Regions from separate parts of the Mus musculus genome. Here regions 1 and 2 are each linked to region 3. Evidence: chromatin loops called from intact Hi-C (ENCODE). Cell type or tissue: gastrocnemius. All regions are shown on one strand. Region 1 has its middle 2.6 kb from the start of 1700021F02Rik. Region 2 has its middle 17 kb from the start of Aff1. Region 3 overlaps Aff1 (AF4/FMR2 family, member 1).

Region 1 (2,500 bases), 480 kb before region 3:
TCCAGACGTGAGTCGGAAGAGTAATTGAATTTGGTACATCAGAGCCTGTGACAGACAATGGTGCCAGTACCGTCCTAGAACAAGGTTTAAAGGCTTAAATTTTAAATAAAGTTTTAAAATTGAGAAAAACAATCCAGAGTTGGCTACTTATTTTTCTTATCTTAGGGAATGCCCTCTCACAGTGGTTTTGTGCAATGCTTGTTTCCATCAGGGACAAGAGGACGTTCTAACACAGCGAAGCCCAGGGTTAGAAACATCCACCCCTGGCCATCCTTCCTTTGTTGTTTTAACATCATTGCCTTAGATGTTTTTAGGAAAGCATGCCCCATCTCTGAGGCTTGTCTTTCTTTATCTGATGATGTGTTCTAGTCCTGTCTCTCAGTCAACCAGGAAGTCATGCAAGACCCTAGGATAAGAGCTGTCTTTCCTTTCAGAGGCTCCCTTAATCTCCCCTAATGTATAACCCTGCACACATACAACTACCCCTTAATAACAGGGAAATAGCTCTGTGGGTAAAATGCTTGCTGTGTAAGTATGGGGATCCAAGCTTGGATGAACCATTCCTGACCCAATCTGGTTTTGGTCATGGTGTTATCAGAGAAATAAAAACCCTAAGACACCAGTGTTGTTCCATCTTCTGAACTCTCTGTGATAAAGTGTTGATAAAGTTCAGATTTAGCACTTTTGTAACATATTAATTTTGACAAAAAACCCATATGAATATGCTTTCTTCCCAAAACTTAACTTTTTTCCAAAACACACACACACATATGTTATATATATGCTATATGTATGTATTTATTTATATATATGTATATATATATATAATGTATTACATAAGGCATAAATTTTTCACACCTATATCTGAACACAGGACTGATTTTTGTGGAAATGAGTACATATACATTCACACACTACCAGCATCAAAAAATATATGCATGAAAACTTCAAGTAAAAAAATTTTTTTTAAATCCTGGAAAACATTGAAAGAATAAATTCAAAATAACCTAAGTATTTAAAATATTCCAAAACCTCTGGTTTGACTGCGTGTATTCCAGCCATCATTACTGATATTTAAGTATTTGCATTTTTATTCTTATGTAGATAAATGAGCATTACTGAGGGAAGGGGACCATCTGTAGGGACAGAGAGGGAGGGCAGGAGAGGGATGAGCAAGAACCAAGTGCCAAGACATATGTAAGAGGATCCCAGAACGAGCCCACACTTTGTATCCACACTTGATATTTATTTTATTAAAAAGAGAGGGAAGTAAGTAAAATTTCAGAAAGGAATACCAGGTTTTGATTCAATTTGCCTCAGCTGCCACTAGAGGGAAGCCAAGACACATCTGAAAACCCAGACCCCACAAAAAATGGGCTTCAAATCGAAAGATTTCAATTTTAAGGTTTTGCTGTTGTTGTGACTATAAAATGTAATGGATATTATTATATTATATTTGACATACATGACACAAAGTCATATTTTTTTCTACATTGTAAGCATAGTACTCAAGTGACTTTTCTATCTAGATCTGCACCACCCTGTGCCTTCCACGCAAGTACAGGAGACAAGACCTGTCTCTGCTTCCCTGGACCTTCATAAGATAGTGAGAGGCTCAGGTAGAAGTTATTTCATAGTGGATAAATTAAGTCTTTTTTAATTTTAAACATCTAAGCACTTTTAAGAATACTAAAAGGTAAAAGGAAAATGTACTATCCCAACTTTCTTCCAAATTATACTTTTTAAAACACCATACTACTTCTAAAAGTATAGGCAATTTCACTATAGGCAAATGCTATGCCACCCTCGGCATTAGTCAGAAAGGCCTCTCTTTGCAAAGACCCTGAGCCGCAGGGGTGCTAAGAACAAGTGCTGGCTAAGAACAGATATTGATACCACCTTCTCTAAGGCTAGTTTCCATGGCCCCAGACTCGTGGTCACAGTGGCTGCCCTGGTTAAACTTAGTGGTTCACGAGACATATCAAAGATATGAATGTGAGAAAGACACTTGTAGGGAAGAGGGAAAGGCATTGAGAGAGGAGGAGGAAAATAAGAGAGCAGGGAGGTATGGAGACAGGAACACAGATTGGAAACCAGCGAGATGGAGTCAACTGGAAAGTGACACATCCGATTGGTTTGGCAGCTCTAAATTGACATCCAAGACACGCTCTCTTTCCCTTCTCTTCCACATTATCCACTGCATAAATAACCTTCATTCCCTGGTTTGCCTCATGGTCCAGAGAGTTAGTAGGGTTCCATACATTATGTCTGTGTCCCAGCAAGAATGCATGAAGTTCACAAAAGCACACTGTACTGGCTGGTCAGTCAACTTGACACAAGCTGGAGTTATCACAAAGAAAGGAGCCTCCCTCGAGGAAATGCCTCCATGAGATCCAGCAATAAAACATTTTCTCAATTAGTGATCAAGGAAGGAGGCCCATTGTGGGTGGTGCCATCCCTGGGCTGGTAGTCCTAGGTTCTATAAGAAAGCAAACTGAGC
Region 2 (2,500 bases), 84 kb before region 3:
AAGGAAGCCTCTCACATAGAGTCGCTTGAATTCTCTTGGTAGAATTGGATTCTGCCACACCTAACAGTTAACTGTGTCTCATTGCATAGAGAGAATATTTTTTTAAAAAGATATTTCAAATGAGAGTGTTAAATAGCAGTCAAATATGTATAAGTTGCTGCTGAGTTTAACCTTACTCCCTTCCCCAAGCTGCAAGCCTTTAACTATCTGGAAAATCTTAAACCAGATTGTGGACATTGTTTACAGCCAAAATCTTGTCTTAACTCCCTTGTCACCTAGTACTGTAAGGATTCTTTCTGTCGTTGTGACTCAGGATTTTATCTTATCAGCCTGTTTTCCTATCTAGTGTATCTCAGAAACCACCCTAGGATTTCATTTACCAAAAAAAGAAAAGGGTAAAAGTCCTTAGAAACACTGAAACCTCAGCAGGGCGTGGCCGTGTCTGTCTGTAGTGCCAGGACTAGAAAGGACAGAGGCAGGCAGATGGAACTCTTTGAGTATTTGAGTATATAATTCTTTTTTTTTTTTTTTTTTTTTTTTTTTAAAGACAGGATTTTTCTGTGTAGCCCAGGCTGGCCTTAAATTTAGGTCCATCTGCCTCCGGATTAATTGCTTGCACCCTTGCCTGACTGTTGATCTTTATATTGAGTTTCTGCTGCTATCCAGAGCCAAAAAAAAAAAAAAAAAAAAAAGGTGGCTTCTTTAGCTGTCCCGTTAATGGAAAGAGTTTGGTGACAGAGATGCAGAAGCATGGCTTTAGAACTGTGTTCCCAGAACCCGAGAGTTCAATGTATTAGTCAGTGCAGTGCAGAACCCAGAACCAAATAAATCCATGGCTGGCTGGTGTCGTAGCCTGTGGCAAGCGCTTGCCTAATAGGCGGATGAGGTTAGGATTGTTTTGTTTTCCCAGTGACTCTGGGCTTCAAGATTCTTATCTGTGACCCCGGGACAGAGATAGCACCACGATCCTCAGATCAGTGCTCTGACGCGGTTAGAACTTCGGCTACCATGCAGCGACTTCCCAAGATATGCAGCGCCTGTCTCCACATCCTGCTGAAATGAACCTGGGCCTCCAGCAACAACTGCCATGGTAGATATGAAGGAGCCTCAGGGCTTCTTGGTTTTAGAGGGACCGAGAGCGCACATGTTAGGGTGCTGAGGACTGGAACTGAGTTTCTGTGTGTCCTCTGGCCTCACCCTCTCTTTTGCCTCCTGCCTAATTACCCGTTCCCTCACCCGAGTTCCCACAGCCGGTCCAACTCCGTGGCGTTTTCCCACTGTATTTTACGGCATGTGCTTCTTGTTCAAGACCGAGGCCCTTGGGGTGTTACGGGCTGACTGCGTTAGTCATCTTCACATCTCACTGCCAAAAGAATGCCGAGTGCTGGCACATTCTGGGCACTTGATAAATGTTTGTTGAATTTATTTGAAAGGTTTGCCAGGGAGTTGCCCTAACTTATAATTCAGGAGAAAGGTCCTTCTGAGGGAGAAGTCTGGGCCTGTTGCTATGGGAGGTGTTCTCACCCTTTCATGCAACAAGTATTTATTGGGTGCCTACTGCGCATTGGCGTTGTGGGGGATGCTGGAGATGAGTCAAGCCTGCACTCTGCCCTGGGTTGTGTTGGCGCTGATAGTCTAATGATGGGTGTGCTGGAGGTTGCTGATAGGGGTGATGAGAAGCGGGCTGAAGTGGTTTCCTTGTATTGGAGTTTTGTTTGGACGTGTAATTACTTTGATCAAAGAATCTTGGAGTTGTTTTGTTTTGTTTTGTTTTTTCCACCACCACGGCTCATTTCTCAGGTTTCCTTTTTATATCATGGCAGAGCCTGTCTGCTCAGTTGCACAGGGCTGACTGACGAGTACAGCTAAGCTTGTCTGTTGGATTCTAATCCTGAGTGGTCCCAGTTCCATCTGCGTGAGGTGCATGCCCTTTGGTTTAGACAAAATATTTTCATGAGTTCTAGTACAATTTTTTGGGGATTTACTTCAGAGTCAGTGTTGGGCATTGCATTTGGTCAGAGGTGCCTAGTTACATGCCTCTCTATTACAGCTGTTTTCAATCTTTTGGTCAATTTGTCTCTGGGTTTTTTTTTTTTCTCTCCACCCCCCTCCTGCCCCCATAATTCCCTGGCACTTTCAAATGCCCCTACCCACCCCATTTAACTGGAAAAAGCCAGCTCATTCTATTTGACTGTAATGTTTTGCCCAGATGAGTTCTAAAAACCAGGAAACTTTCCCTTTTTTAGCTAAGGGTTGTTCTCCAGGCAGGTTTGCCTCAGGCCCTCTCAACTCTGTTCAGGGACTGCTGAACTGTTCCACTCTGGAATCTTACGCTGCTCTGCCCCGGGCCAGTGTTGGTCAAGTCCTGGTACACCAAAGCCCTCAGTAAATATGCATCGATTAGACGGGCTGATAAGCATGAAGTGTGTGGCCAGCAGGAGTGTCTCCAAACTACCCCAAGTTTCTAAGGAGGATAGTTAATAGTGATTTGTGAAATTTT
Region 3 (2,500 bases):
CTTAGACTATGGAAGAGCTACTAGGGCCAAGGACCAATCTCATGGGAGTCTGTGATACTGCCCCAGGCTACCAGACTCTGTCTGCACTTGTCTGTGATGGTTGGAGATTGAGGATCAAGCCTTGGTCATGGAAAAAGGTCTGGGCCATTGCATTGTGGCATCCAGGAGGGCTCACTTGGATCAGCAGAGTAGTGGCATCTAGGGCAGGAAGTGGCTGTGTCTGCTTGAGAGTGAAGGATGAAGGGTTGGCCGGCTCCTGCACCCCAGAGCGGCCTGAGAGGGAGTGGGCAGAAGTCACTTCTCTGTCTGTCCATCACACGCAGCCCTGGTGTCCTAGCAACACCATAGCAACCATGGAAATCACAGAAGCTCTATTGCAAATGTACTTACACCTCCTGATGGGGTCCTCTAAATAAAGACTACTCATTCATTTTTGAAACGAGTACCTGTAATGGTTGTCAGGGCAAGGTAAAATCAGGACTGAGGCAGTCAGGTGGGTGTAGAAAGAATGTACCAGAAGTGCTGCAGAGGCTGGGTGGATGGATGATAATGCGTGATTCAGTAGTGCTATGGGGCAGTTCTCAACAGTTGGTATGGTCTCATCACAGTTGGTATGGTAGGTTTCTTAGTGCTGGTGGCTAATTTGATCGGTGACAACCTTGAGTCTCACTAATGTAGCTGAGCTCTTTGAGTGGCAGGGTGGTTGTCTAACATTCCTGGAACACCAGAATTGTTCATTACAGGGTTATTTATGCTTTGGTTTGAAAGGGAAGGGCAACCTACGTCTTGCTATCTCTAGAAGTAACTAATTCTAGAGTGAGGCCCTACTCCCTACCTCTGGGTCTGTAGTACCTCTTGCTTCTGTCTAGTCTTGGGTGCAGGAGCAAGCACAGTGGTAGCCGAATATATGTGAGTGCATGTCTTCTGCTCTCATTATTTTCCAGCGAACCCTGTCTGCTGGTAACTGATTAGCTATGGTATCAGTACTGTTTGCCTCCAAGTTCAGGGGAGGGTATGTTTGTTTAGTGACACTTGGCTGTTGGTCCACTTCCTTCCCAAGATGTGGATCTGCAGTTGCCGGACAACACAGAATGTTTCCTAAGGTTATCGTGTCCCGTGCAGTTCCTTGCCGGGAGCGCAGGGCACTTGGCAGCCCCTCAGGAGGGCTGCAGGACTCAGGCCTTTGACGCTGTAGAGCTTTAGTGTACATCTCAGGGATGAGCGGGTGGAAGGGTGCATACTTCATTTATTTAGTCATTGCTTCAACCCCTGCTTTGAGTGAAGGAATAAGAGACAGGGACTTCAGGGTTACCTGGGGTTGAGTGAGTTAATGGTAGCCAGGGGTAGTCTAATTTTTTTAAGGGGGGGTTAAATAACATGCGTGTTCATGTTGTCTATTGCTAGTGTGTAAGTACCTTGGTACAGAGGGAGAGCCAGGAGTCGTTTACCGTGCTACCGTTCCAATCAGCACAGCGTACTCACATGCCAGCTGGAAGGCTCCGGCCTTCCCTGGCCTTCTGGCACTTCCTTGTTTTCTGTTTTGTTCCTCTGCGGTGCAGGGGATGATGCCTAGTTCAATGCTCCTGGAAACTTACACCCCAAATCCCGACATGTCCCTTAGAATGAGCTCCAGTGACACAGCTCCCTGTACCTGGTGATCTAAATCGTATTAGTCTAAGAAAATTCACTTTTCTCTCCTGCCATTTTATAGAAAGTTGACTCCTGTAGTTTGACGGTGTTTTACTTGTGCATTCATTGACAGCTCTACCCGAGAAATGTGTTGCTGGCAGATAGCTATCATTAAAAAGAGATGCCGCCCCAGTACTTCAGGGACACACACCTGTGCTGTCTTGTATCCAGTGACGGATTTTTGTGGTTGCCAACACTGCTTAGTGTGCTACAGCTGGCTTCTTTGAAAGGGGACACCTTGTTTTCAAGTGACTGAGAACCTGGGGTCATGTTATATACAATGACCTCATTACATAGAGAAGGAAGTGTTTTAATGTGTTTCTGGAAGAAAACTAGAGATTGGCAGTGAGGGGCAGTAAGGAGCCCTCCCCCTGCTCCCTCCTGCTCTACCGTTGCCCTTCCCTCTCCATTCCCTCCTCCCTCCCCTCCTCTTCCTCCCTCTTCCCCTCCCCTTCTCCCCTCTTCCAGCCTTTAGTGGCTCAGGATCTGATTTTTTTTTTTTTTGTTTATGTTATGATCTCTCCTTTCTTTATAATTCGTAGCCTCCCAGGGTTTCCCACAGGCAATTGTGGCCCATATTTCTCTGCCCTATTTCCAAAAGGAACCCGAAGCCAGAATTAGTGGGTACTGTAAAGCTATCATCACAGGATTGGAGACAATTTGGTCTGCATTATGAGACTGGGTCTCCAAGAGGAAAATGCACCAATGCCAGGCCTTGCTCAGGAGGCAGAGGCAGGCAGGTCTCAGTGAGTTCAAGGCTAGCCTTCTCTGCATAGTGAGAATCTGCCTAAAGACCAGACAAGCACACAAA

The links. A loop is a pair of places that touch in the nucleus more often than their neighbours do. Peaks named below come from ENCODE experiments on the same cell type or tissue, not always from the same donor. Only the 100,000 strongest peaks of a DNase experiment are listed, where the experiment ranks them.
Region 1: it touches region 3 in a loop (4-fold over the local background); 11 of 42 quality-filtered maps call a loop at or near these places.
Region 2: it touches region 3 in a loop (2.1-fold over the local background); 6 of 42 quality-filtered maps call a loop at or near these places.

The regions. Positions count from the first base shown.
Region 1 is chr5:103,342,739-103,345,238 of GRCm38, forward strand. No RefSeq gene overlaps it. Among named protein-coding and RNA genes, the nearest start is that of 1700021F02Rik, 2.6 kb to the right of the region's middle. In gastrocnemius, a CTCF peak has its summit at 1,329 (motif pointing right); a DNase peak (open chromatin) is centred at 1,336.
Region 2 is chr5:103,736,368-103,738,867 of GRCm38, forward strand. It overlaps a transcript of Aff1 not described here. Among named protein-coding and RNA genes, the nearest start is that of Aff1, 17 kb to the right of the region's middle. In gastrocnemius, no CTCF peak of the experiment used is centred here; no DNase peak of the experiment used is centred here; H3K27ac peaks cover 2,130 bases.
Region 3 is chr5:103,820,220-103,822,719 of GRCm38, forward strand. All of the region lies in intron 7 of Aff1 (AF4/FMR2 family, member 1), which reads left to right. Among named protein-coding and RNA genes, the nearest start is that of Gm42139, 64 kb to the right of the region's middle. In gastrocnemius, no CTCF peak of the experiment used is centred here; a DNase peak (open chromatin) is centred at 1,494; H3K4me3 peaks cover 185 bases; H3K27ac peaks cover 2,500 bases.